Linked DNA regions of Mus musculus: region 1 is linked to region 2. A link is a loop called in an ENCODE intact Hi-C map of the cell type or tissue named here. Cell type or tissue: heart. All regions are shown on one strand. Links, peaks and the distances in the headings refer to the core of each region. The heading gives the core; the rest is flanking DNA. Region 1 holds the start of Gm48923 (a long non-coding RNA gene). Region 2 has its middle 45 kb from the start of Gm34562.

Region 1 (15,473 bases), core at 2,593-10,592, 200 kb before region 2:
CAGAAGGCTTTTACAGACTTCCAAAGAGCCAGCTGCCCATCCCCAAACCCCCAGCCACCAGTGACTTTTTTGTTAAAAGATTTATTTATTTATTTATTTATTTATTTATTTATTTATTTTATATGAGTACACTGTCACTATCTTCAGACAGGCCAGAAGAGAGCATCAGATCCTATCACAAATGGTTGAGAACCACCATGTGGTTGCTGGGAATTGAACTCCATGTTCTTAACCACTAAGACATCTCTCCGGCTCCCTAGCTGCCAGTGTTAAACTATCTGGTACAAAGGTGAATTTTGAAAACATAAATGTCTTTGACAAGTGGGAAGTGGACTATTTAGAGCTTCCTATTAATGTAAATTATTCACGTTCTCACTTGGGAAGCAGGATACTGTTTTGGAGTAGATTGGATTTTCTAATAAGAGAGGTTTTCTCTGGCTTATTGTGATGTAACTTACATAAATTGATAATAATTTAGGTTCTGCTCCCTTGTCAGCTGTACAACAAGGAGCCAGTTGTCTATGAGGCTCAGATTTTGTGTTCTTTGGAAATCTTGACCTTTCTTACTCCATCCCACCCCCCAAACAACTCACTGCATAAGATCATTTCGTGTATAACTAGTTGAGATGAGGGCATGTTGGATCAAGCTGTGCTCTTGCTCTGAGATGAAGAGTGTCTTCATAAGAAGAGGAAGGTACAAAAACAGGCTCCCAAGGGGAGGGGAGTACAGCAGAGACTCAGATGGCAGTGTGGCTGCCATAACTAAAGGAACCCCAAGGATTAACCACAAAACTGGGAAGGGGGCAGCATGACCCCACAAAGGATGGCCCCCATCTACATCTTGATTAGACCTCTTGTCTCCAGAACTACAATACACCAGACTTCCCCGATTCCAAGCCACCCGCTCTCTAACATTCTTATGATGACATTACAAAAATAACTAACTCTCCAGCTAACTGGTGAGCGGGTCCTGCTGGCTCTGCCGTCAGGGTTCATCTAGAACAAGAGTGCCTCTAGACACTGTACATGGCCACCAACCAGCAATAGCTTTCTAACCAGCCTGCAGGCATCCACTTTTATCCCAGCCGTAGTCTGTCCTGGGCATAAAAGAGCAAGTGATGCTTTTAGCAGTCAAGTTAGACTATGTCTCTTGACATTTCTGCCTGCAGTGACTCATTTTAATTCTATGTGAAACTTGTCCCTGTACTATTTCATGATGTTCCCCCTCTTTTCCCTGAGTCACTACTCTATCCCCTGGTAGATTGTTCTCCCTTGTACCAAAAGCCTGCACCCCTCCTTCCCACTTCTCACATCAGACCACTGTAGTCCATTAAACAAACTTTGTTGTCTCCATCCTCAGAATCTATGTACTAGCTGTTCGGCTGTTCCCTCTAAGTAGAACATCTTGCCTCTACTTATCAAGAAGTCTTGCTCAGTTACACCCTTGAAAAACCCTCTTCTGAGAAGGCCAGGGGCTAAGCCGGGCAGACTCCATGGCAGGCTCCAAGCTGGTAGTTTAAGGACTAGTCCTAAATTTCTGTTTCCTAATACTGGGACAAATCCAAAACAAATCAAATTCCAGGAAAAGAAAACATGCCTTTTGGGTGGCCAATCAGGATCTCCCAAGAATAGCCACACCACCTAGCCTGAGCCAAGAGTAGCTAATCAAGAATGGTAATTCCCCAAGACTCCCCCAAAGCTTTGACCAATCCCAAAGATGTCCATAGCCCTGGAAATAGAGCCAACCAATCAAGATAAGTCAGATCACCCACTTCTCCCTGGAATTCCCCTAACATGCTTTAAAAGTAAGTCTGTAAGTTCTCTTGGCATCTCTATTTTGGTAAGGGGATCCCTGCATGCGGCTAATTTCTGCAGAATAAAATGCTCTTTGCTTTTGCATACTATTTGAGTCTGGGGTCTTCCTTCAGCAGTCTTCTTGGGGCCTCTTTTCCCCTGGTCCTACTTATCTCTCCCTTCTCTACCTTTCTGGCGTGGACTGTCTCTTTCCCCCGTGTCATGGTGGAATTCCCTCTTTCTCCTTCCTCCATCCCTTCTGGAGAATCCTAAGAGTCTTGTCTCTGTTGCCCTGTTCAGGCATTGGCTTCCAGTAACTCTATTGACTAGTCAAAAACCAACTGTTGACAGGCTTCCTTCAGTCTTATGTGCGGGACATTACCAACAAGTTTTTGGATAGCATAATTAACATGAGAACACAAGCAGTTACAACCTGTAGCAATGGTTCTCAACCTGTGGTCATAACCCCTTGGGGGTAGAGGGTTGTTCAAATGACCATTTGCAGGGTTCCCTAAGACCATCACCATCAGAAAACACGGGCCTTTACATTGAAATTTATAATACTAGCCAAATTACAGTTACAAAGTAGCGAATAAAATAATTTATGTATGGGGGTCACCATAACTTGAGGAACTGTGTTAGAGGGACGCAGCATTAGGAAGGTTGAGAACCACTGAACTGGAGGGTTTCTTCGAGTCATCGGTTGTAAATATGCATTGGAGGGCCAAAGGAGCTGGGTTCTAATGTTGGCAAAAGATAGCAGCATCAGAGGTGGTGCCTGCAACTGAGTAGATGAGCTCATGCAACAGGGAAGATGAACCCACCAGCAGGACATGAAGGCAAACAGGCAACAAGGGAAAGCTTCTCCCTTCTACTTCCTTCTATCTGGGCCTGGGCGGAAGGTGCTGCCAACACTGTGGGTGGGTCTTTCCATTTTAAATAATCCATGCATGAAAAGCCCTTGAAAGTATGCCCAGAGGCTGTTTCCATGGGTGATTTTAGATCTTGTCAAGTTAACCATCAATATTAACCAGCATTGGACGTCATGGTGATATGCTAACAACTGTACAGTAATTAGCTTGCCTGAAAGCAAACTCTGATTTGTAGGGTTTTCCCATTATTGTGGTGGAAATACCCTCATGGTGGCTTTTTCCAAATTGCCATGTGATGTTACTGTTCAGGAACAGAAAGAGATGCAAATATCTTTTCCCCCAGCTTCTGTGAGCAGAGTGTACACAGCCCTGAGTAGGTCAGCACATGCTAACCCAGGCTAATGGCTGATGTTGTCCCTTGGTCTTCAGCCAGCCAACAGGTATTTTTTATTGAGTAGTTACTATACAGGGAAGACCAAAATACAAAGACACCCAACTCTTGTGGGATAGGGAGACAGAAGAGTAATAAGAACATAATTAAATAAAGAACACAGGGGAAAGAGATGACATGTAGGAACAGAAATAGGACAGATGAAGAAAAAGGTACTTGAGAGTGTGAGAGATATTGTAATGTTAGTCGTTACAGTGTGTCCAGTTCTCTAAGAAGTGTTAAGGTCCAAGAATTTCCAAATGTAGCCTGACCCTCATTTATAAAATTTTGACATTCTTTTTTTTAAAAATCTTCATAATGATATAAGAACAATAAGCGCCCAGCAGGAGCTGGACTTTGAATTTTGAGTATTTCTTCAGGCTAGCCATATATAGCACGCCACACTCTCAGTTGTTGGGTAGCAGCAGTGGGTTGTAGCTCCTTCCTAGACTCTAGGCATGAGGATGAATGGCTCATAGCCTTCACTATACTGTGTTGCTAAACTGTAGATGTCTATGAGTTCCATCAGTCTGCCCTTAGAGGGCATTTCACTCAGCCACATGTTCCTGGTCCATCACACTTAATAGAGACCTCTTATTGTCTCCTTCCTCCTTCTTCTCCTCATGGTCTCTACCTGTTGAGATTTTGTCTTTTACTGTCTATACTAATGCTAAGTGATGGCGCCCAAGACCCGGAGTCTGTACATCATTCCTGGGACCCTGCCCCCAAGATAATTCTGATTTGTGAATAAAGATGGCAACAGACAATAGCTGGGCAAAAGAGACATAGGTGGAGTTGAGGTTTTGTGTGTTTGGAGATCCACAAGAGAGAGGAGGAGGAAGAAGAAGACGAGAGGAGGAAGAGGCAGGAGGAAGCCACCATGTGATAAAGGAAGAAGCCTCCATGGACTAAAGACCAAGAGAACATAGCCCAGAAGGCTACCCAATTGAAGTTTAAGTGCAGCCCAGATGGACCATAGTAAATAATAAGTGGTAACTTGGGGTTATCAATAGGAAAGTGGATTCTAACAGCATGGAGGATAGGCAACTGCCCAGCGATTGTGCTGCCTGGGGCATAATTTAAGAATATAAAGGCTGGGGCTGGAGAGATGAATCAGTGGTTAAGAGCACTGTCTGCTCTTCCAAAGGTTCTGAGTTCAAATCCCAGCAACTATATGGTGGCTCACAACCATCTGTGATGAGATCTAACACCCCCTTCTGGTGTGTCTGAAGACAGCTACAGCGTACTTAGATATAATAATAAAATAAATCTTTTTAAAAAATAAAGGCTGTGTGTGTGTGTGTTTCATTCTGGAACATAAATGGTCTAAGGCGGGGAAGAAGCCCAGGGCCAGGATTTTAAATAATTTTTACTACATCCACCTGATACCTCCAGCCCAAAGCTCCACTTACCTCTACTCTCCCCCAGTAACTGGCAGCAGCCACATATATTTAACCAATAACTTTAAATTGGGGAGCAAGATTTACACAACAAAGACTGGTCTACGTGGGAATTAGTTTGTCTGGGACAACTAGATCTTGGGGTTCATAACTTACACATGTGTACACAGCACCAGACCAACCCCAATTTAAGGCAGTTTAGTAAGTCCCTTTGTAATATATATGTATCCTATCCGTTCTGGTCTTCTGCACAGCAATATTCAACTTTCTTAATGCTTCAACCCTTTAATAAACTTCCTCATTAGTGTGGTGAGTCCCCAAACAAAAAATTATTTTGTTGCTATTTCGTGACTATAACTTTGTTACTCTTAGGAGTCGTAATGTACGTATCTGATCTGCAGGATATCTGATATGTGACTATAGGAGTCACCACCCACAAGTTGAGAACCGCTGCTCTGGAGGGCCCTGGCTAATGGACTTACCACTGGGAAAATGGTACAAAACTAAATTTTAGCTCTGAACCCAAATATATGTCAGGATTAATTAATTAATTAATTATACTAATTTTTAAAAAATAATTTTGCTCTAAGAAGCTAACAGTACGACAGAAAGTAAATTCCATGCTCTCATCCACACTGATGTGATGGTCTTTCTCAGGACTCCTATTGCCAGGAAGAAAAGAGATGAATGTTGTTACTATCCAACAAGGCATGGTGATAAACAACAAATAACTGGGCTAATTCTTCAATTGGATTTCATTGCTGAAATTATAGCTCCATCATTGAAATGATCCTTTAGCTTCAGATAATGAATAACTGAGAGGAGCCAAGCACCATGATTAAAAAAAAAAATTCTATGAGAAAAGGTCTGCCATTACCCTCAACGTGGCCGCAGGCTAGTTACACAGAGCGACACAGGGACATTACCTGCTACGAATTAAAGGTAGAGGATTCTTCAAGACAGAGAGGCATAAATGACAAACATTATTCATTTTTACCATTTTTGTGATTTGTGTGTGATTATAGAAACCAACAACGAGTTTACACGGCACCTTCAGTCTAATGCTTACGATTCTTGGATCCTGTCTTGTGTCCACTTTAGAAGAGGTCCACGTTCATGTCCTATCTCCTGGGGGTGATGAGGAGAAAAGGATCAGCTGAAATATAAGAACCAGGACCCCTTTCCTATGTCAAACAGTGACGAGGCAGAGGATAGACAGATCGTCATGACCTTGGCTCCAATGACAGCCAAGAAAATGTGAGCTCTAATTAACCAGGCGATTCCCACAAGGCCCATCAGACAGAGGACTCAGAAGAAGGACAACTGTGAGAGCCAGTTGCCTTGGGACCGTAGCATTTTGCACCTTTCACTGTCGTGGTCTGGTTTAGCATTTGCTTAGAGGAAAAAGAAAAGATGCCAATTCCAAGTAAGACACAGCAGACATGGGCCAGCAGATGGCGCCAAATGCAAGAGTACTTTGGGATTCTAAACTGTTCCTTAATTTTTCTGTAAGGAGGCCTCATCTTCTGTATCATTATACCGATCCCAAACCCTACCTTTCCCCAGAAGTTTGAACATAATAAATTGTATAATTTTTCATGCCTAGTTACTTTCATCCTTCGGGTAATACCTACCTTCTTAATCGTTTATGGGGGAGGGGAGGCAAGGGTTCATATATGTGTAGGGGAATGCACATACATGTGTGTATGCGTGCATATGGAGGACAGAGGTCAGCAACAGATGTCTTCCTCAGTCAATTTCCACTTTGCTTTTAGAGACAGGGTCTCTTGCTGAACCAGGAACTTGCTGATTAGGCTAGACAGGGAAGGAAGGAAGAGAAGAGGAAAAAAACTTGAACCTTCACCAAGATTCTTTTTTTCCCTCTTGTATATTTCTATTTATTTATTTATTTATTTATTTATTTATTTTCATTAGATATTTTCTTTATATACATTTCAAATGCTATCCCGAAAGTTCCCTATACCCTCTCTTCATCCTGCTCCCCTACCCACCCACTCCTACTTCTTGGCCCTGGCATTCCCCTGTACTGAGGCATATAAAGTTTGCAAGACCAAGGGGCCTCTCTTCCCAATGATGGCCAACTACGCCTTCTTCTGCTACATATGCAGCTAGAGACACGAGCTCTGGGGGTTCTGGTTGGTTCATATTGTTGTTCCACCGATAGGGTTACAGACCCCTTCAGCTCCTTGGGTACTTTCTCTAGCTTCTCCATTGGGGAAACCTGTGTTTCATCCTATAGATGACTGTGAGCATCCACTTCGGTATTTGCCAGGCACTGGCATAACTTCATACGAGACAGCTATAACAGGATCCCTTCAGCAAAATCTTGCTGGCATATGCAATAGTGTCTCGGTTAGGTGGGGATCCATCCCTTTACCAAGATTCTATTGTCTTCCTCAGACCTTATCCTAAAGAAGTTACAATACCATATCCATGTCACAGAGACTGCTGCTTCTTTAAGATTTATTTATTTCTTTTATGTATATGACACTATAGCTGTCTTCAGACACACGAGAAGAGGGCACCTGATCCCATTACAGATGGTGTGAGCCACCATGTGGTTGCTGGGAATTGAACTCAGTACCTCTGGAAGAGCAGTCAGTGCTCTTAACCGCTGAGCCATCTCTCCAGCCACCACAGTGACTGCCTCTTATTTCAAGATGTGATTGGTCATCTCTCACCTGTCCTACCTAGACTGAACATCTGCACTTCCACCCCCACCCCCTACTCATACTCCTCAGAGTTGCCAATATAATGTAATCCAAATTCAAATAAGTTCAGTGTATTTTCCACAATGGTTTCCTGTTGGTTTAAACGTGGAAGAGGTCTCATCCCAGTCACTTTCTTCCTGTATCCTTCACCCCGTCAGTCTATGCTGGACCTTGTCTCTGCACAGGGAATCTGTGTTCTAGGGACCATAGTACCCCAGTCTTCTTTTGGGAAAATCACCGGTTCTCCTGAAATTAGTAAGCCTTGATGATAAGGAGAGCAAAGGACTCTGTCTGGAGTCTGAGACAGGCTGCTAGTCTATAAGAACAGAACTTGTATTCGCATGGCATTTTCTCCTATTATTTTCCTGGTTCCTGGGTATGGCATTTTTCATTATGGAAACAACTTCTTTTAGCCCTTCAGTGTCCAATAGACTGTGACTGGTGACTTGCCTGAATCAATATCAGATAATTCTGAGAGAGCGAGGCATTTTCCTAAATAGAGCTATCCGTTTCAAATTGTGCATTTGCAGACATTAAAATACAAAAGTAATGAATTCTTTGAAGCTAAGTTTAATTGCAAGCTGTACATAAAGCTTTGATGTTGGGAGTAACTGACTGCATTATTTTCTTAAAGTTGCACTCATCATTTTAAACCACAGTCACTCTTCCCTCCTGATTTTTATCAGACTTGTGTAATTGTGTAACTTCCAGAGGTGGAAGCAGGTGGGAAGGGGGGAGAGATAAAGAATAATTTATATATAATATAATTCATTCAGTTTTGGTCTACCATCTATGCATTGGCAGCAATTATGATTTTGCAACCATCGCTATAATTGAGAGAAAGACTGTTTCCATCACCTGGCCATGTTCCTTTTTGCCTTTTTGCAGTAATTTTCCTCCCTTGCTCCCAGCCTGCAGTAATCACTGACCTATTCCTTCACTGTCTTGTTCTGTTCAGAATGTTACATTGATGACATCATGCCCTTTGTAGCCTCTGCTGTGGGCTTCTTCCCTGTAGCAAGATTCTTCTGAGGTCCATGCACGTTTCTGCACGTACCAATAATTCATTTCTCTCTGTTGCTGAAGCATCTTTCAAGGCAAAGGTACAATAGAACTGGTCACTCATTTGCCTATGTTTAGTGCCGAGGTTGTACCTGGGTCTTAGTTGACCTTAAATGAAGTGGCTGTAATGCAGGGTTTTTGTGTGAAGATATTTCTGTATTTATCTTGGGTCATCTTTGAGGAATGGGATTACCAGTCTTATTGACAAATGAGTGCTTAGCTTTGTAAGCAATTCTAAATGATTTGCGGTGCTTTTGCGTTTTGCTGTCAATGTATTAGAGTTCTACTCTATCCATCCCTTACAACAACTGGCTTTGTAGTGTGGCTTTTGTAATAGGTATAGAGTAATACTTCACTGTGGATGTCAATTTTGTTAGTTCTGACTCTGTGCTTAGATCCTTAATGAGGGCCAGGAAAATAGGTTAACAGGTAAAGATGCTTGCTACTAAATATGGTTACCTAAGCTGAACCCCTGGATCCACATGGTAGGAGACAAGTGGTATCTGAAAGGTGTCCTCTCCTTTAACCTGCACACTCGTGCTATGCTGTGCACACATAGGAGGCAGGAGGTCTTTGTGCTCACAGGTAAACAGTAGGGGAACATGGATGTTAAGTATATAGGGTTGTTCTGTTGGATCTGGGGTCTCGCAGATGATGAGGACCATGGAGAACAAGTAGAGCAGGAACAGTTTATTTATGTGGATTTCTAAGGCTAATCAATTCGGGACGTGGCCAGACTTGGGAGCTGGAACCACAACCCCCAGCAGGCACAGGCCCTTTAAAACAAACAAACAAACAAACAAACAAACAAACAAACACCGGAAAAAAAATACAAGCAGGAGAAAGGGGTCAGGAGGGGGCAACTTCTCTCTTACAAGGATTGGCTGTGTCTGTGTCAGCAAGGAACTGATTGGCCCTGGCTAACTCTCACAGTTTACCTAAGAAGAATGGGGGTCCAGACAAGTTGTTTAAGAGCTAAGTAAGACAGGGAGCAGATGGAAGAGGAAAGGGTAGAGTTACCTTGGTCCTTTTAGTTCCTTCAAGGGAAGGAATGCAAGACCTGTTATCTGCTCAGAAGGCTTTCTATCCTGGTGACCTTGGTACTCTGCATTCTCAACCCTCCTACAGACTCTTATCATAGCCTTGTCTCCTTCAGTCAATCTGTAGACGTTATCTTCAGAAAGTGCCATGTGCACTTTTCAAACCGTTTTGATGTAGTCACATTCAATTTTTGGTTAGCTTACTTTGCTCCTCAAACATGCTTTGTTGTGCATGTAGGACTGAGTTGATTATCACCAGAACAGTTTTCACAAGGTTTTGCTGCGCTGAAATATTCCTAAAATAAACCACTCGGGGTCAGACTCTCAATGTTTGAACCAACACCAGCTACTGAGCTATGTTGAACAGAACTGTGTTCTTACCTCCTCTTGGATCATCTCTCTATAGGCTGGTGAAGGTCTCTCTCTCTCTCTCTCTCTCTCTCTCTCACACACACACACACACACACACACACACACACACACACACACACACACACTAAACAAAAGTACTGATAAAAATGTTTTTGGAGGCCAATGAGTCAGACAGAAAGAATACTGGCAATCAGACAAAATAACCGTGGTACCTCGGAAGACTCCCAGTATCACACCAATTTGAACCACCAATGTTCTTTCCTTTTTATCTTATTGATAATTATTATCCCTTTTTTTTCTCACAGAGGAGTGAAGAACCAGTGTTATATAGAATGTTTTATTTTAAAGCAACAAGCATGCATTGACTTCACAGCCGGAGGAAGACTATGTAGGAATCATGGTTCATTATTCTTAGTAACAGTGGCCCTGATTTACCCAAGTGCAAGGCTGCCTGGCTGGAGAGCAAACCATCACTTCTCCTTGCAAGAAACTCTGTCTGCGTCTTGAGTAAATGTGATGTGGCGACTTTTAGGATCCCTCTGTAAGAGACAGATGGTATGTGACTTTTGCCCCCTTTCAACTTTGTCCTTTTTCTTTTTTTTTTTTCAGATAAAATATTATAGGTTTATTTAAAACTTATTTCTCACCTTGAGTATGCAAAATACAAATTCCACAAAATGTTCATTTTTTTTTTTTGCTTTGTAGTTTACAAATATACAAAATAGAAGTGTACTTAAATGCATATTACATATTTACTAAGGCAAGGAACTATATAGAAAAACACATTTGTTCTGCTTAAAGGCATACTTGGGAATAAACCATTGTACAAATTATTGCACATCTGAACCCACAGTGCATAACAGACTGTCTGCATAAAGATGTTACAGAAATAAACCAGGCTTATTTACTTGGCTTAGGTCATCAATGTAGATCGGAAGACAAAACTAGATTTTCCTTGTCAAAAGTATGCAGCAGTTGGAGAACTTTGGCTCCCCCGTTTGGTACCTTTAGGACCACGATTCACCAAGCACCATCATTTAGGCTGTTAGAACATGTTCTGTACCTGAATCGCTTCCTCTTCCTCTGACACAATAATGGCTTTTTTTTTTTAAGAAGGCAAAGAGCATACAAGGTGATCTTTACGTGTGTATTGCATCATTGAAACATAATTCAAGGGAATCCTGGTCTTCCCTGCCCCCAAGCTCACTGATTTAATGTATACCCTGATATCCACAAACTTCCAATCACCCCTTGGCATTTTGTAAGTCCGGGCATGTTCAAGTTGGATTTGGTATTGGAATGATAGAAGATCCAGTCTCAGACCCCATCTGTTCTGAGATTTTTTCTTAACTTTGTCCTTTTTCTTACCTCATAGATAGAACTGAAAAGATCACCTTGGTTAATGAGTGAACCTTGACGGGGGTGGAGGTGGGGGGCTACACATAGAGGATCAGTGAACTGGAAGTAGCCCGAGTTCTTGAAAACTACAAGTCCCATAACAGCCCTGAACCACTCACCTGCAGGGTTTTATATGACTCAAATAGACTTCTAGTTTGTTGGTCCAGACTAAAGAATTGCCCTTAATTCTTCCCCCTGCCACCATTTTCACGTGGAGCAAGAACTCCCCATCTTTGCTTCTGTCTTCCACCTGTGGCTTCTGCTGGCTCTAAGCCTGTGCCTCCTAATGGTATCAACATTTCTGCCTACCATGTATCCCTTCGTTGGATGAGCAGCTCTGCCTAGCCTACCCTTTTGGATCTCTGATACTGATGGCAGGGTGTTATGCAAGGACACAGGTGGAGTAAAACAAACCCACATGTTTTGAATGAGACTACTGAAGCTTTGGTGAAAGGTAGGGGTTCAGCTGGAAGCAGAAGGGAGCAAGCTCCAACCAAACAGTGATCAGACAGCTCCTTTAATGCAGTAGGCCTGCATTTCATTGGGAGAGGGGGACAAAGTTTGAGTATTATCTATTCGTCATAGGCATGGATAGAGTTTTCTAAAAGGTCTTCCTTGTGCTCAGGTATTCTGGCCATGAGTCGCTGAACTAATGAGTAGTGACATAAGGCAGGAGCTGGTAACACTTTTCTATTGGTAGTGTCATCATGTCTCATGGTGATGAAATGGTCTCATGGTTGCCTGTGTGCCTTAGGATAAATCTGGGATGGTGGATGCAAGCTGACAAGAAAATACAAGGACACAGTAGAAGAAAAACCTCATTCTAACAGGCAACAGGGGCAGCGAACCACAAACTGTAGTCTCTGACAAAGCATTGGTCAACATGTCTCCATGCAGAACTGATACAGATTAATATACCAATCGAAAGCCAGTTACAGTTGCATAGCTGTAATCTTAGCACTTGGGAGCTAGAGGCAGAATGATCAGGACCTCAAAGTTATCCTTGGTTGCACAGTGAATTCAAGGGCAGCCTGGGATATGTGAGGTTCTATCTCCCTCCCAGAAAAGACACCAATGGAGATAGACAAAAATGAAAATGGAGATGCCAAACCTTTTAGTTCATTTTCGTTATTTACCAGTTTTCTGTTGGGACCAGAACGAGTTGGTGATTTCAGGAATAGTAGCCTTCAAGTTGCTGTAAAGTAATATACCTGGCTGCTAACCATAATCCACATGTCAGACATGTTATTATTAAAGTTGGTGGGAAGACAATGTGCTGCACAGCTGTGTGACCTCCCAAAACAGGAATTTCTTTTTTTAAGTCAAATAAGAACGTGCCAGACTAACAGACCTATATGTGTTTTGTCTAGTAACAATTTCCTATTGGCTTTGTCATTTGTGTGGCCTTTTCAAAGCCTGCTAGTATCATCTTGGTTTGGTCATAAGGGGCCTCTATAGTGTGTAAATACCCTGGCCTTATCCAGAGTTTTATAACGAAGCTATTGAAGAGAATACAGGAATATACATATCACATTTTTAATAGGGTTCTTTTGACTCATGCAGGTAGTCCCTGGTACTTCACCCCACGTCCTGTTCAAGCAGGGGTCATCACATGACCTTCCGTTAGAAGCCATTGCTTAGATGCCACAATTCAATCCATGGGAGAACAGTAGCACAGCCATCGATCCTAAAGGATTATGGTTCAAGTCAATGAGCTTCGGGATGCTCTATCAGGTAGGAGTAATGTAACTGGCACACTGGTTTAAGCTATTGCCTCTGTGCCTCTTTACTATCCAGAACTGAAACAAATTCTAAGTAATGTGGATGCAAAGCCATATAATGCAAAGCTTAAGCTTTGTGGGAAAGCACTGTCAACATGGAAAACTCGACGACAAGGTTGATTTAATTGGAAAACTCTTCTTAAGGGTCCTGTAACAAATGCCTATCTCTAAAGGGAAAATAATCAAAATTTACACTTAACTTGCTCGTTAATGTCGTATATAGACCATAGACACAACGCATTGCTTTAATAAAAATAATTCACGTAGGTGACTAAATAGTTACATAACAGACACCTAAATGACATCTTTGAGTTATTTTATTCCACCCTCCGACTAGCTCTGTAGCATAGGTATGTGTAGAGAGGAGCTGTGTGTTTGCTTAGCAGATTACTGTGGAAATGGTCTATAAGCTTTGCTCAGAAGGCTTGCCTCTCCTCACGCCCAATGGTGTTGGTTTGTCTCAGACAGGTCTCAAAGTCTAGATCTGGACACTCAACCCAAACCTGAAACTTGAAGGAAGCCTGACAGATACCCAGCTTGATCTAATTCTCCAATTTAAGTTCTTTGGTGTTACACCAAAGATTCCAGCCAGGCTGCCCACAGGAAATATTGTAGTTAAGCAAGTGCCTAGAGCCCTCTCCCTAATAAAGACACCTAACACTTTTGGTTGGGTATTTATTTTGTTTCCAGTGATTCCTCTACACAGTCAGAGCTGGATGCTTTATTGCTCAGTATTCTGCAGCTGATTGTCAAGGTATGTGTCTTAATAATTATTATTGTTATGTGTCTTTGTTTGTTTGTTTGTTTGTTTGTTTGTTTGTTTCGAGACATGGTTTCTCTGTATAGCTGTGGCTGTCCTGGAACTCACTCTGTAGACCAGGCTGTCCTCGAACTCAGAAACCCGCCTGCCTCTGCCTCCCAAGTGCTGGGATTAAAGGCATGTGCCACCACGCCCGGCTTAATTAGGGTTTCCATTGCTATGAAGAGTTCCATGACCAAGACAGCTCTTACAAAGGCAAACATTTAATTGGGGCTGGCTTACAGGTTCAGAGGTTTAGTCCATTATCATAGCAGGAAGCATGGTGGAACACAGGTAGACATAGTGCTGGAGAAGGAACTGATAGTTCTACATCTTGATTCAAAAGCAGTTGGGACTTGAGCATATATATGAGAACTCAAAGCCCATCCCTACACCAGCAAGGATGCACCCACACCTACTCCAGCAAGGACACACCTCCTAATAGTATTACTGTGAGCCAAGCTTTCAAAGACATAAGTCTATGGGGGCCAAACCTATTCAAACCTCCACATTATAGGCCTGGGGTGGTTCAGAGATATACCAGTCAATATATTTTAACAAGGAAGATGTTTTTATTCATATACTGGTGCCAAGTCTTCACCAGGGACTCTGGATTTTTTGTTTGTTTGTTTGTTTTGAAACAGGGTTTCTCTTTGTAGCCCTGGCTGTCTTGGAAGTCCCTTTGTAGAGGAAGCTGGCCTCCAACTCTGAGACCCACCTGGCTCTGCCTTCCCAGCTCGAAGATTAAAGGCATGTACCACCTTGCCTAGCTAGCCCTTAACATTTGAAAGTCAATTTTGCTTTATGGTTCTCTTAAGCACTGCAATTTTAAAGCTTTAAACATACAGTTAACCATCGACATAATTAATATTAGCTATCTCCATATGAATTCTGACATTCTTTTTTTCTTGTCAAGGTTTAGTTATTTTCTTGTTCTCTCTTTTTCTCCTTTGCATCCTTCCTTTTTTCCTACTCTAACAGGACACAGGCTTCTGTCCTGATAAAAGCAGAAATGACCTCTCAGAAGAGTTTTAGAGTGGCTGTGGCAGAGCACGGTGTAATGGCTCCCACAAAATAACCCATATTTAAGTGCTGTGGTGTTGTGTTAGTTTCCTCTGAGATCGAAACATTCAAACCTACAGAGAAACTCCTCAAACCCGAACAAAGTAAGCAACCCAATATAGCTTCAAGAAGTCCCTGAAATTGATCAGATTCGCTATTCTTCCAGAGTAAGCAGAAAAGAGGGCTGAATTTCAAGCAAGCCAAGATGCAAAAAAAGGAGGCTTTAATAAATCAAGCTGCAAAGAGGACCCCCAGACAAGCAAAACTCAAAGAAGACCCCTGCACAAGGCAAATCGCCTGGAAGAAACAAACCAGCAGAGCTGCCGGGAAGAGCTGAAGCACCTGGAAGGGACACTCTTCACCCTTCTGAGCTGCCTACAGGCTGTGCAGTGTGCTCCAGGTTTCCAGCTTCTGTGAGCTGTCACCCATGCTGATGTGAGCTTTGGTGATGCAGCTGTCTGAGTTATTTCTACTCCCATATGTAAACTCTCACCCATATTCCTGTAAGTAACTGCAATGAAGCTCATTGGTTCATCAAGTTGGGCTTTGGTATATTCATACTCTGATCTATTGTGGGCTTCCTATCCAGGGTGGATAGATTTGTGTATTGCATCTCCCAGGAAATGTATTGTTCCACAACATACAGAGCACACACACACACACACACACACACACACACACACACACACACACACACACACACAACCTCCACTCAGACAAAGGTCTGACCA
Region 2 (15,473 bases), core at 4,298-12,297:
CCACCCATTCATGTTTTCAACACTCAAATCAAGGTACGCAAAACACTAGCAGATTCCAAAAACTTCTCTTGAACCCTTTGTGGTAAGAAGCCCACTAGCTCCCACCTGAATATCCAACATCAAAACTTCAAGGTCTTTCACCCATTTAAAAAACAGGATTTATTTATTTTTATTCTATAGATACAGATGTTTTTGCTTGCACGAATATCTGTGTGTCACATGCTTGCCTGGCGCCTTCAGAAACTAGAAGAGAGGGTTGGATTCCCTAGAATTGGAATTACAGGTGGTTGTGAGCCACCATATGGTGCTGGGAATCAAACTTGGTTCCTCTGGAAGAGCAGCAAGTGCTCTTAACCACTGAACTGTCTCTCCAGGCCTGGATTCACATGTTTTAAACTTCATATAGCAGAACTATATATTATACGTTTTAATATTTTTAATTTTTTTCACTCAGCAATTTATCAGATTTCCACCCTGCTGTTGATCAGTGTGTCAGTTGTTTTGTTGCTGAATATGACTATAATGCAGTACATTTGTCTTTTTTGACTGTTTAATGGACATTTGGATTATTTCTAAGTTTTAGCTCTTACAGCGAACTGACTATGGATGCCCTTGTGCTGTGTGTCTTTTGATGAACATGAAGGGAATAGATCGAGGGACCAGGGATTGGGTCAGGTCTCTTGAACACATCTAGTTTTAATGTCTGGAAAGTGTTATAAAACACTTTCCAAAGTGGTTTTTCTGATTCAGACTCTCATCCCAAAACAAGATTTCTGGCTTCTTTGCATTCATGCTGACTCTTGCTGTGGTCAGGGTTTTACATCCTACACATTGTGCTGAACATGTCATGGTATTTCATTGTGATTACTGTGGTCTGAATCAGCTTCCTCCAGGATGATGGATGAAGCTGGGCATCTTTGATGTGTTTGGGGGTTATCTTGCTGTTTTTTGTGAATATCTTGTGCCCTTTTGAGTATTAGATTCCAAATTGCAGTAGCCAGGCATATCTATCTATCCACCTAGTCCAAGATGGATTACAATCTTTCAGACGATGTCTTCATTTAGATAACTTATTTAATGCAACACATTTCAATTTGCAGAAAACATATTCAGTTAATTATATAATAAACAACATCAGATACGGATGGATCAAATTGTCTGATCCCTTCTTACTGTTGATCTAGTAAAAATACGTAGCCAATAGATATTCCTCTAAGAGCTACAGATTTATTTAGAGTTCTTTTCTTTAGGAGTCCAGCTCTATAGATCTTAACTGTATGTTACAGAGACCAAGTTAACATTTTTTTAAAATATGGATGTCTTTATTCCTACTTTTTCACAAGGCTTTAGCTTGTCATTGCTAAAGTGGGCCTTCAAAACACCGGAGATTCATCACATCACTTCTATCAAAAGAAACTCCTTCAGTTTCTTCACTCAACAAGGCGACCATTTCTTTCAGAGTGGCCTCTCCTTTGAGGCTTCCAGTATATCATTTCTCTTTGTGCTCCTATCATACTAGCCCTTGACTTTTGTATTTTTCCCAAACAAGAGCTTTGGGAGAACAATATATATATATATATATATATATATATATATATATATATATACACGCACATATATGAATATACACACATATACATACATATATACATGCAATCATATATACATAAGTACACACACACATATGTATATTTAAAAATCTCTCTGGCTGTTGCTGATCAAAGATTTTTCTCTTCCGCTAAAGAGCCTTTCAACATCATGTGAGCCATTGCCTTATAAGTAGTGGTGCTCAATCTCAATAAATGACGACTTCCTCTGGATTAGGGTTTGAACAGTATGGAACATTATCTGTAGTGCATTTTCCTGGATGTTTGGAGAACATCTCAAGGCCAGCTGTGCACCACTGTGATTAGAAAGTAAAAAAGCTCTTGTGCTCCAAGGATGCAGCTTTTGCAGCAAGCCCGCTGGTATTAACGTGACATGAAGTCATGTCTCTAGACAACTTCTCTTAGATTCTTTCTATATTATCTAAAAGGAAGCATCTACAAGAGCAATAGCATCCATGTGTATTAGTAAGGATTTGTTATCGGGTCTGTGAGAGAAGGGCACTAAGGACAGAACTAGGTGACACAGAAGGCAAGGTTCATACCCAGGAGAAATGCTGCTGTAATAGATGTTTGTACAAATTAGCCAGAGACACCACAAAGAGTCAGGGGATCCTGTACAAGTCATAGTGAGCTGTTTGACACCATAATGTCAGATAATTCATTTTCCCTCAACATAGATTTCCTATACACAAATAGAGTCTTTTTAAAAAGTTATTATATTTATTTGTTTGTTTTATATGACACAGGGCACACAACGCCCCTCCCAATTTGTGCTCATTCCATAAGGCATGACTGGAGATCAAAGGACAGCTGTGGGAGTTGGTTACCTCCTTCCATCATGTGGGGCTCAGGGACTGAATGAACTCTGATCATTAGGTTTGGCACAGGGCAGGTGCGTTTACTCATAGACTCACCTCACCTACCTCGGGCAGACTTTTGCTTGCCTAAGTTGAGACCCAAATAGAATGAGACATATAAACATGCCTCAAATAATTTAGCAGACTAATCAGATGTGTTCCAGTGTTACTCTAAGTGCTGTTGGAGCGTGGTGGAAAAATGGGTTTTGGTGACAAATTGTTCACTTTATAGCTGCCTGGGGCCATTGCTTGTAAAAGGAAAGGCTGGCTGATGATCTTTCTTTATACGGTTTTATATTATTCTGCAAACAATGACAAAAAATGGCTTAAGTTCATGCATATCATGGGACAAATGAACCCTTCAGTGAAAGGTTGTTTTTGTGCAAATCTAATTTAATGAGGCTGGGAGACTATCTCAGTCAGTAAAGTACTTGCCCTGAAAGTATGAGAGTTAGCTTGGTCCTCAGAACTCATGGGCTGGACGTGGTGACATATGCTTGTAACGCCAGCAGTGGGAGTTGGAGACAGTCGGATTGTTATAGCTCAACAGCCAGCCTATCTAGCTTACTAGGAGAGTTCCAGGCCAGTGATGTATAAACTCACAGCACTGGGGAGAAAGAGGCCAGGAATGTAAAAGAAAGCAAAGTGGGAGGTACATGAGAAGCTGTGGCAGAAGGAAAGAGATAAAGAAATAATATAATTATCATCTCCAAAATATACCACTTATGGCGCTGGGACTCTTCACCTTCAATTTCTATCATTCCTAGGTTAGGTCTTTGCACAGTATCAAAGTTTTCTGGATGGTTTGTGTCAGGGATTTTTCAGATTTAACATTTTCTTTCACTAGTGTATCAATTTCTTCTCTTGTATCTTCTATGCCTGTGTTTCTCTCTTCCCTTTCTTGTATTCTGTTGGTGATGCTTGTGTCCATTGGTCCTGTTCTCTTCCTTAGGTTTTCCAGCTCCAGGATTCCCCTCAGTGTTTTCTTTTTTGATTGCTTCTATTTCCATTCTCAGGTCGTGAACAGTTTTAATCATTTCCTTCCCCTGTTTAATTGTATTTTCCTGAATTTCTTTAAGGGATTTATTTGTTTCCTCTTTAAAGACCTCTACTTCCTGTATTTCTTTGAGGAACTTATTGGCTTCCCTTTAAAGGCACCTGTCATCTTTATAAGGTTGGATTTAAGGTCATTTCTTGTTCTTTGGTTGTGTTAGGGTATCTAGGGCTTGCTATAGTCAGCTCCCTTTTCCCTGAAGGTACCATGTTGCCCTGGCTCTTCTCTGTGTTCTTCCACTGGCCTTTTACCATCTGGTTGTCCCTGGATGTTCCTGGTGTAGCGGGTATAGGGAAGGCAGGCCTAATCTGGATGTTCCCATGCAGCAGGCCTCCTGTGGTCAGCCTTGCACTGGTTGTCCTTGTGTAGTAGGCATGGATGTTCCTGGTTTGGTGGGCCTTGATATTACTTGTTCAGCAGGCCTGATAGAGGCCATCAGAGCAGTAGATCTCTGGGGAGAGCCTGTGGTTGGCTCAGGAAAACCAATCATTGAAAAAAGAAAATGACACCTGAGAAATGATGTTCAAGGTTTTCTTCTGGCCTCTGTTTGCACACACACACACAAGTACATTTATATGTACCCATGTACAGACAAACGAGCACACACATACATACACATATTCATACAAAGCCAACATAATGAATAAAGTGACATCTCTAAGATGCAAAGCCAAGCCAAACCAAACGCAACCAAAAAGATTTCAAAGCATTCTAAGTCATTCTTTCCTCTTCCAGAATTGGTTAAGCTCATCTAGTTTGCTATCGGTAGATAGACCCATAACAAAGCACATTGTTCCCTGGGGTTTACTGAGCTAGTTCAGAGTTCACCTTATAAACGTGCAGGGTAAAAATAATACTCAGGTGCCTTTAAAATTTGTGATGATTGATCTGAGACTTCAATTCTCCTAAATGCTCTAGTGCTTCAAACTAATGGATTCCAAGTGGACGCTTGTAAACAAATGTTTCCAATTTTACATACATGCTTTAATATAAAAAATTACGGAAGAGAGTAAAAATTGCTTACAACTTGTTACTTGGTACTTGCATGGCTTATCCATGGATCGCCACACCTGTAGTCACTGCATCATGAATGACAGTAGGAACTTGCCGGAGCAGACGCTAACAGTGGTGGCCAGTGGTCTGCTTCCAGGACATTGCTACATTGTATCAATTAGTTATATTTTACAAATTTTATAAAGTCACACTCACATGTACTTTTTAACAGGACTTGTGCATATACACTTGGCAATGCTATAAGGCCTGTTGTTTGGCCAAACACAGAAGTATTTATTATGAGGGTATTTTATTTTGTTGTCTATGTTTTGAGAAAAAGTCTCTGAACATAGTTCAGGCTGGCCTTGAACTTGGCAGTCCTCTTGCCTCTGCCTGCCAAGTGCTGGGTCAATAGGTTTATCATACCATGTCTAGCCTATGACTTAGATGGGATTAATACTTTCATGATGAAACTCTAAGTAAAGCACATTCTATCCTGTGAATAGGTGGACAGATTTCATCAAATCAGTTAGGATCTCGAAGACAAGGACTGATAGAGTGATTGGCACAGATTTTCTACTTTCTTCCTTCTGGGATTCACTCCACTGACTGCAGCAAATCAGTTTTGCTGACGTTTAGTGTGCCTGTTTGCTCTGTGAGTTTTAGACTTGTTAGCACACACAGTATATACAAAACAGAAGTCTCTCTCTCTCTCTTTCTCTCTCTCTCATTTTACTTCTGTGGACAATACAATAGTAATTTAATCTTATTTATTTATTTATTTATTTAGGTGGTAACTGTCCACATTTTGTCCTGCATAGAATTGCAATGATAGTATTATAAATTTCTTAAGTTACCAAACAAAGGTAGGTTGCATACTTAGAATTTTATGCCCTTCTAAGTACGCACTCCAAAGTGATACAAAATGCTCTTCTTCTCTACAGCACTGCCTTAAAGACATGTATTTATCTGTCGTAGTCTGTCGGCTCTGCTCTAGCCGAACACTGGCCAAGAGATTTATGATGAACAGAAATGTCCTACTCAAATCAAAACAACTCTGAGATTCCATCTCACACCAGTCAGAATGGCTAAGATGAAAAATTCAGGTGACAGCAGATGCTGGCTAGGATGTGGAGAAAGAGGAACACTCCTCCATTGTTGGTGGGATTGCAAGCTTGTACAACCACTCTGGAAATCAGTCTGGCGGTTCCTCAGAAAATTTGACATAGTACTACCGGAGGATCCAGCAACACCTCTCCTGGGCATATATCCAGGAGATGCCCCAAACGGTAAGAAGGACACGTTCTCCACTATGTTCATAGCAGCCTTATTTATAATAGCCAGAAGCTGGAAAGAATCCAGATGCCCCTCAACAGAGGAATGGATACAGAAAATGTGGTATATTTACACAATGGAGTACTACTCAGCTATTAAAAAGAATGAATTTATGACATTCCTAGGCAAATGGATGGACCTGGAGGGCATCATCCTGAGTGAGGTAACCCAATCACAAAGGAACTCACACAATATGTACTCACTGATAAGTAGATATTAGCCCAGAAACGTAGGATACCCAAGATATAAGATACAATTTGCTAAACACATGAAACTCAAGAAGAACGAAGACCAAAGTGTGGACACTTTGCCCCTTCTTAGAATAGGGAACAAAACACCCATGGAAGGAGTTACAGAGACAAAGTTTGGAGTTGTGATGAAAGGATGGACCATCTAGAGACTGCCATATCCAGGGATCCATCCCATAATCAGCCTCCAAACGCTGACACCATTGCATACACTAGCAAGATTTTGCTGAAAGGACCCTGATATAGCTGTCTCTTGTGAAACTATGCCGGGGCCTAGCAAACACAGAAGTGGATGCTCACAGTCAGCTATTGGATGGATCACAGGGCCCCCAATGGAGGAGCTAGAGAAAGTACCCAAGGAGCTAAAGGGAACTGCCACCCTATAGGTGGAACAACATTATGAACTAACCAGTACCCCGGAGCTCTTGACTCTAGCTGCATATGTATCAAAAGATGGCCTAGTCAGCCATCACTGGAAAGAGAGGCCCATTGGTCTTGCAAACTTTATATGCCCCAGTACAGGGGAACGCCAGGGCCAAAAAGGGGGAGTGGGTGGGTAGGGGAGTGGGGGGGGTATGGGGGACTTTTGGGATAGCATTGGAAATGTAAATGAGGAAAATACCTAATAAAAAAATTAAAAAAAAAAAAGAAAGAAATGTCCTACTCACACTTCTGGAAGCTGGGACTCAAGCACAGGTAGCAGCAGGGTTGACGTCTGAAGGCCCCACCTCCTCTGTTTCACTTCATGTGACGGAAGGCAGAAGGGAAAGAAAGGGGCTGGTCCTGAAGGGTGTTTTGTAGGGTGTAATGAAGGGAGAACCTTCATCACGTTCGTCCTCTAGAGCCCCAACCTTTTAATGGCACTAGAGTGGAGATTAAACTTCAATGTGATTTTAGGTAATGAGGTAGTGCTATGGGTTATGACTTATGCCATAGCACCAGCCCACTATTAAAATATGAGATGTTGAAAACAAATAATGTTATTTCAAAGTTAATTCTTGCTAGGCCCTTGAAATCCTTATGTAACCAAGGCTAGACTTGAACTCCTGATCTTTGTACCTTTGCCTCTCATGTGCTGGCTTTACAATCACGTGCAACAACACCTGGCTGGAGAAAGAATTTTAAAGGTTTAGGTTTATAAACTAGGTGGTACTTTATGTCCTTCTGTCTCCAAAAGTGAATCACGAGGTCTTCGTTACTGTTTTTTTTTTTGCTGTGAGGAGACACCGTGGCCAAAGCAATTTGTAACATAAAACATTTCATTGGGGTTTGCTTACAGCTTCTGAGGGCTAGTTCATGACCACTATGGCAGGGAGCTTGGCGACAGGTAGGCATGGCGTGGCAGTGGAACTGCAGCCAAGGGCGCACATCTGATCTGTAAGCTGCGGGCAGAGATGGAACAGGAGCAGAGATGTTGCACCGGCACACTTCCTTTGTGAAGTTCGCCTCCTAATCAACCCTTCCCAAACAGTCTACCAACTGGGAACCAAAGACTCGAATATGCGAATCTATGGAAGTCGTTCTCGTGTAACCTGCCATACTGTGTCTCTCATTCCCAAACATTTTTAACACTTTAAAAACAAAAACAAAAATATGGAGACAGAATTTCCTAACCTTCTGGGAAGTCCAGTGAAAAGATTTAAGGTACGATATCTCTCAGTTTGCCACAGGAGCGAGTGGCAAAGGAAAGATGGACCGTATCAGTGAAATTTTAACCAGGACCTTTGCATAATTAACGCATTACAAGTAGGACATTATAAGTTCAGATACCATTGTGTTTGCTTGACTGGACCTTACACACACCTATGAGGATAACCTTTAATTCGGAATGCAAATAAACCGAAGTGGCAAATGCTGAATAATGATTTCACTGAAAATTTTTCTCGAAGTAACACCAGATAGTCACCATTTTGTGTGCACTGAGCAAGGTAATTTTTACCATAGAGTTAATATTTTGGTTTGGTGTTAACATACCATATGATGGTAGTCCTTATTTTAACTTCTGGTTTTGGTCCTATTCTAAGATGGCATAAACAAATAAATGCAAGCGTGTTGAGGATGGGTGTTAGAAGGGCCTGTGGGCTGAGCTCAGTGGGAGAGAACTTGCCTACCTTGCAGGGAGCCCTGAGTTCAACTCCCCAGTTCCACAGAAGAGAAGGGATGGAGTAATTAGAAAGGTTTGGAGCTAAGGTTAGGCTCTTAAAGGTAAATGACTGAAGTGCGCCCCCATGTGGTGGGGGGAAAGGCCACAGCCACTAGCCACAAGCTACAGGGCGATACCCAAGAACTGGAAGTAAGAAAACAATCTGAACTCAGTGGAAAACCTCAGGGGCATCGAGGGACGCTGAGGGCGACAGTGCCAACTGGCATCTGTCCAGGATGCTAATGCCCCTCTTCTTACAGAAGTATCGAGGGACCGAGGGAGGAGGCGGGAAGGAGGCTAACTTGGAAGCCTATCAGGAAATACAGGAAATTTAATTTTAAAATTAGAAAAAGTTTTCATTTAATAGGATTAAGGAGAGCATTGGGTAAGTACTGTTTAAAAATGTAAAACTGCTCAGAATGGCAGCCGGCCAACCATCTATAGTAAGTCGCTTCTCCTCCCCATTATCTAGAATGGTTCTTTGTGTTTAACTTTTTCCCTCTGAAATACTAAACCCGTTGGCTGCTTGATCCATTTTAGCACATGCTTGCAAATGGAAGACATACAACATGAGGGTGTGTTTATTATTATTTTTTTCTTTAGACTGTAACTTTGGTTAAAACTATTGAAGTCCTGGCTTAGGGCTGGAGGAAAGGATTCCCTTTCTCAGGTAGCCAGAGTGGTCCTTAAGCAAAAAGGAACTAAGAGGCCCGAAACCAGATAGGAATAGAACTGATACCAGAATTTTTAATGCTGGAATACTACCCACGAACAGGCTCGGTTAGGCAGGTGCGCGCGCTGTGGCTCTTGGAGACACAGGGTGGGATGAAGTCTTCAAAGAGTACACTGTGTTTGGCTGCACAATTGTCTTTCCTCTTGGCAAAAGCTTGACTATTATACAAGGGTGGAGAGGAAGGCTAGGAAGAGATGAGGCCGGGTACACCCCACAACAGATTTCACCTTTAGGACCTCTGGGGGTTTAAATAAAATTCAAGACATAGAGTCAGTTCTTGAATACGTGACTTACCACTTAGCACATGGTATTTTTCAAGTCCAAGTTTGCAACTCTTTAAGGTGTATTTTTCCAAACCCCTTATTTTTCCATACTTATATATGGGACAGCCAAACTCTGATTCCCAGAAGACTGTGGACGATGCTTAAATCCCTGACTAGGCATTTAAGAAAGCAGGTATGACATCTCTTTAAGTCCTGGAGGAGAAGTGGTCTGTCTTTGAAATGAAATAACCCCCAGGATACAGTCCCTTGGTATCCTCAGTACACTGTTTCCAGGATCCTTCCCACTGACACAGAGCCTGCTCTCAGATTCCAAATCCACTGTGCAAAGCTACAAAGCTGCACAGTGACTGCACAGATGTCCAGATAGACTCATAATGAGTAGAACATCTCTGGATTTTTGTAACACAAGTTAAATGCATCTGAGTAGTCCTGAAGCTGAAATTTTGGAGGAAATAATAACACAAATATAGTCACACTCAGGAGAGTTGTGATTTTTGTGGGTTTAAAAAATACTTTTCATTTGAAGCTGTTTGGCTCCATGGAGATAGAGCCCATGGATAGAGAGGACCAGTTACATGTACAGAGTCTGACCACTTCTCAAATACCTATTGTTATCTTGGTGTCCAAGCCACCATTGTCCCCTGGCCTTTTCTAATGCTCCTTAGCTGCTGTTCTCTCTGCTCCCACTTTTGTTCCAGTGGAGCCTGTTGTAAGCACAGAGTCACAGTGACCATCTGCTAAGTAAGACCGTGTTCCTCCATCTTCAATGGCACCCATTTTTACTCAGATGAAGAGCCCAAGTCCCTCAAAGGCCTAAGGACTCTGCTGGGCTGGCCCTGTGCATACCTCCTGTCTCCCCTGCTCATACTTACACCTAGCCATGCATCTCTCTGTGCTTCATCAAGTAGCCCAAGTGCAGGCTTTCTTTTTTTTTCTGAAATATTTCTCTGAAATATTCTTCCATCAAACAGCTGTGTGAATTTTTTTATGCCCCTTGCCATTTGCTGATCTCTAGCATGGCAATATTCTGTGGTATTTCCTTTAGAAGACTTTTCACTACCTATCACCTACAAGGATTTATCTTTGTATTCTATATAGATGTGCCCGGGTCTTCTTTAGAGACACCATCTGTGGTGTCCATGCCTGCTGGGACTGTACTACTATTTAACAGCGATCTGTTTATTTCTAGCTTATGTAAAATGATCTTGAGTTTTATAAAGTCAATATTTCTTTATTTGGGGGCAGTTATATTGAACCATTGAAGACTTCCTGTGTGGATTCTTGAAGTGATTTTGGATGGCTGAGGTTTAGCTATAAGGATATTTCTTGTGAAGTGAATTATACTCTCCTGTGACCTCACCAGACTGTAGACTTGACCCTTACTGCAATGGTGGTTGGTGAAAGATGCTGGGGATAGAATGATGCTATTAACTCAATAGGACTGATGACCTTACAGGAGAGAAAAACCTTTGTTCTCTCTTTACCTATACAAAAGATAGGTCATATGAGGAAACAGTGAGAACGTAGACTTCACGTTCGAGGCAAGAAGCATCCTTACCAGGAACTGGGTCTGTAGGCACCTGGACTTCCTGGAGCCCAGAACTACAAGAAATAAACCTGTGTTAAGCTCAGCAGTCTGATGTGATATTTTGTTTTGGCACCATGAGCTACCTTCCAGAACGACAGAGAAATACGAGAAGAATAGCTTGTCCAGAGGAAGTTTTAGATGCTACTTGGCCACCTACTATTGTTTTTGTACGTTTTTTATAAGCACATTGTTTAATGGCTATATAGTATTATTAAATGAATTTTTCGGAAATAAGGATGAACTCAGGACCTTACAGAGGCTAACAAGACAACCACTTTCCCATGGAGCTGACTACTATCTGGAGGGTCTCCAGAATTGTCCAGGCAAGCCACAAACTTGTAATCTTCTGGCCTTAGACTCTCAGTAGCCAGGACTGCATATGTGTGTTGTGGCTGCTCATGGCTAGAATTGGAGTAGTTCCTAAAGTAAAGATTTCAATGAGATAAAAACCCTAGTCATCAATACACTAACTCAAGAATAACTTTTATTGAAGGCACTGATGTGTGGATGCCCTGTTTGTCATCTTTCCATTACTGTAACAAAATACCTAAGGTAATTAACTTAAATAGAGGAAAGGTTTATTTTGGCTGATGGTTTTGGCAGTTTCAGTTGTTACTTTCTGGCTGGTGGTAAGTCAGTCCATTCTGCAGGGAATGTATGAAGGATAAATCTGCTTATTCCATGGTATCTAGGAAACAACCAAGAGGAAGAAAGAGGAGAGGATGGGGGTCCCTGTTTCAGTGACCCAATTTCATTCCACTGTGTCTAATCTCTCTCTCCCCCCCATATTTTCAGTTTTCCCTTATTTATTTATTTATTTATTTATTTATTTATTTATTCCCTTTATCCCAATACCCTCTCTCCCCTTCCTCCTGGCCCCCCTCCCATACTTTCCCTCACGCTCCCTCCCCTTCTCCTCTGAGAGGGGGAAGCTCCACCTCAGTATTCCCCCTCCTCATACATCAAAAAATTCCATCACTTCTCCATATTGCTGAGACTGAGACTTTGACATAGAAATGATTGGTAGGAGCTTGCCGAAGCCTGGTTAGAGGCAGTTTTTTGTCCTTATATTTCCAGTTCCAGGAGCTCTGAGAGAGGCTCCCTAGCCCCCAGCAGTGCTTGTGTTCCTCAGTCCATTCTTTCTAAACACAGCCTGGGGGTATATCCTGCTGCAAAGATAGCTTTGATATTTTAGATGGTTGTAACTTGAAATCCGAACCATATCCCACCAGATCTGGGACGTGGGAAGGAAACAGCCCATAACCAAATCAGCTTCTTCTGCAGTCCAGATTCAAGTTTTGATACTCAGGAACTTTCTATCAAATTTCTACCACGGGCCTTGAAGGAGCTTCCTGCTTCTTACTGTAACCCACTTCTAAAGAAGGTGCTTGTGCTGGGACAGTGCTGGGAGGTCCCGTGCATAATGTCATGGCTTCTCATTTTCTACCAACTTTACAAAAGGATTACAACAAACAAGAGATGTTGCCACAAGGAAGGAGTGATGGCCGTGGCAGTTTCTCCCAAGGATTGAGTAATAATTTCTGATTCTCACTTCACACCATTGCCTCACTTCAAGCCTGGCAGGAACTTGGCTTCTTAGGTCAGCTCCTGCTTCATCTCTCAGACTCTTTCTTATACCCCCAGGAACTGGGCATTAAAACTGTAAGAAAGCGTTAATGTTGGTGAATAAGAATTCACTCATTGGACCATTATAATAGCTACAAAATCCCTTATAGTGAGTGTAGGCTGCCGTCTTACTCACTCTAATTTCTTATTCGAAGCCACTGAATGAATCTAGAATTTCTTCTTTACAGGAAATCTCTGCTTCATGTAAAACATGGGCTATGTGCTTCTTAGTGCCTGTCTTCCCAGGTACAATATTCTACTTCTTTAAGGAATCCTCATATTTCTTTAACTTCATATGAAAAGATGATTCAGGCTGGGGCTAGGAATGATTTCAGAGATGGAGTCTTAAAACCCAGGGAAGCCAGAATTGCGTGAATCACACAAAGACAAGTGAATAACAAGATAAAATTCAAAAGCCAAGACCACTCATTAGGAAGGAATCGGTGCCAGTAAGCTGCTGCAGAAGCAGGCTCAAAGAGAAAGAGATCATAGGTACTTAGGGAGGATGGTGGAGACTGGAGGTGAGTTCCAAACAAAGGGACTGGTGTAGGACATGCATGAGCTGAGTGAGAGTCAGACTTTGAGAGAACCAGGGCCAAGGGGGGAATATCTATAGTCTTGGCAAAATATGGCTGCTCCCAAAAAAGCTACACCTTTGTTAGTTGCCTGGCCTGCTTTATAATGGAAAACAGACGTGGTCTATGATTATATAGAGAGACTTTGTGGCTCCCATTGTCCTATTCAATGCCCAATGAACAGCTTTGAGCCTAAGTCACTTTGAGTCACAGCTAATACACAGCCTACAAAGGGGAAAATGTTGTCTTCTGCCAATAACTGCTGCAAAATACTGTAACGTAGGTGGCAGTTCATCTAAGGGCAGCTAGATACCATTTTTATTGGTAGAGTCCTACTGGCTACCTCTTTCTACCCTTACCTACATTGTAAATACAGGTCCCAGAGAGATGTGGTCTGGAGAAATTGAAAACCGTTACCTTTCCATTTAAAATAAAGTTTTCTCCTAGTTGAAGCTGCATTTCTTCTAATTCAGTTCAATTTTCTTCAGACCATGGCTGATGGGCAAAGGCTCTGACTGGGATTCTTTTCAGCATCCATTTCCCTGGGTTAAGATTGCTCAGGTGGTTCCCAATGAAGGAGCTAGAGAAAGTACCCAAGGATCTGAAGGGGTCTGCAGCCCTATAGGAGAAACAACAATATGAACTAACTAGTACTCCCATAGCTCGTGTTTCTATCTGTATATGTAGCAGAGGATGGCCTAGTTGGCCATCAGTGGGAGGAGAGGCCCTTGGTCTTGTGAAGAGTCTAGGCCTCAGTATAGGGGAATGCCAGGGCCAGGAAGTGGGAGTGGGTGGGTTGGGGAGCAGGGGGAGGGAGGAGGGTATAGGGGATTTTCAGAGAGGAAACTAGGAAAGGGGATAGCATTTGAAATGTAAATAAAGAAAACATGTAATAATAATAATAATAATAATAATAATAATAATAATAATAAACCACTAAGGAACAGACAGGTCTGGGATTCTGCCATGTTGATCCTGCTACTTTTCTGAGTAGGCAGGTAGCTCTGCCCTCCAGCTCTGGCCATTCCACTCCCTGGCAGTGGGCAGATTTTCCAATCTCTCTAGTTTACTCTTTAGTAGAAGAGAGGCAATCATGATTTAACTAGGATGCTATGTCGTCAGTGGGTCTGGGTTGGAATAGGATATTGTCACAGGTTTTATGACATGGAGCAAAATTTTTGGAGAATAAAAGTCCAAGATCAGGGTGCCAGCAAGGTTGGGTTCTGGAGGGGACCTTTGCTGGGTCACAGGAGGTCAGCTTCTCTGTGTCCTCCCCTGGTGTGGCGATGGCAAGAGAACATTTATAAGGTCACTAATCCCATCCATGGTGACCCTATTCTCATGACTTAGTTCATTCCTGAAAATGTGAAAATTAACATTCCATTTTCAATAAAGTTTTCTCTTGGTTGAAGCTTCATTTCTTCTAATTCAGTTCCATTTTCTGCAGACCATGGCGGATGGGCAAAGACAGCAACTGGGATTCTTCTCAATATCCAGTTGCTGGGGTTGAGATAGTGCAGGTCAAGAAACTAAGGAACAGGTTCAGTCTCCAATGCAATGTTCAGAGGTGGAGTTATGGGAAGTGGACAGATTGTGAGGAGACTGACACCATCTGTTGAGGGACTCTTGTAACTGAATGGATGACTAGAAGATGGTGAAAACTGGAAGGTGGGTCTGTCTGTAGGAAGCGGGCTGGGAAGAGCTTGCTTTTGAAGGATGCTTTTCCTCAGCCTCTTCCTCTCTTACTGCTCCTCTCATTTCCCAATTATAATGAAGTAATCATCCTCTTTCATTACATATGCAATGATATTTCCACCTGGTCATAAACCTAAAAGCAAAGGATTCAACCTGCCAGGGACTGAAACATGGAATGTCACCAGGAAAACTTTTTCCTTTTAAGGTTGCTATTCTAAGGTATTCTGTTACAAGAATGGGAAGCTGTTTAACACACCTCCCTTAGATCTAATTTCCTAAATCACTGGGTTGTGTGTGTGGTGGGGTGGGGTGGGGTGGGATTTCAACAAGCCTTTGGATAAAGACTCATTGCGTTTATTGTATGAGCTTTCAGCATATTTGGCAGGGAACACATGCTTTGTATTTCAACATGCTGTGAGCTCTAACTTCTGTCAGTTGTATTCAACAGTGGCTACTTGCTGGATATCCTCAATGACTTTATTAGTCAGGGTTCTCCAGGGGATCACAAGGGATAGGAGGAATATATGTTAGACAGGGATGTACTAGATTGGCGTATACAGCACAGGCTGGGTAGTCTAATAATGATTGTCTTCTACTAGAGAATATTGAGAGCCAAGTGTTCACTCAGTCCATAAAACTGGCAGTCTCAGCAGTACCAATCTGGCACTGGAGACTTGGAGAGCCACTGGTCCTCAGACCACACTGGAAGCTTGAAAGAACTTGGTTCTGGTATTA

The links. Peaks named below come from ENCODE experiments on the same cell type or tissue, not always from the same donor. Only the 100,000 strongest peaks of a DNase experiment are listed, where the experiment ranks them.
Region 1: a loop joins it to region 2, with 7 times the contacts of the local background. A loop is called at or near these places in 24 of 42 quality-filtered maps.

The regions. Positions count from the first base shown.
Region 1 is chr15:51,889,793-51,905,265 of GRCm38, reverse strand. Gm34678 (a long non-coding RNA gene) reads left to right here. Exons shown (of 6, transcript XR_003951502.1): 2 at 10,008-10,257; 3 at 12,664-12,834; 4 at 13,572-13,635; 5 at 14,909-15,245. It overlaps Gm48923 (a long non-coding RNA gene), which reads right to left and starts at 8,169. Exons shown (of 3, transcript XR_003951503.1): 1 at 8,087-8,169; 2 at 6,131-6,311; 3 at 5,471-5,624. In heart, for the core only: a CTCF peak has its summit at 5,950 (motif pointing right); no DNase peak of the experiment used is centred there.
Region 2 is chr15:51,689,770-51,705,242 of GRCm38, reverse strand. No RefSeq gene overlaps it. Among named protein-coding and RNA genes, the nearest start is that of Gm34562, 45 kb to the right of the region's middle. In heart, for the core only: a CTCF peak has its summit at 8,327 (motif pointing left); no DNase peak of the experiment used is centred there.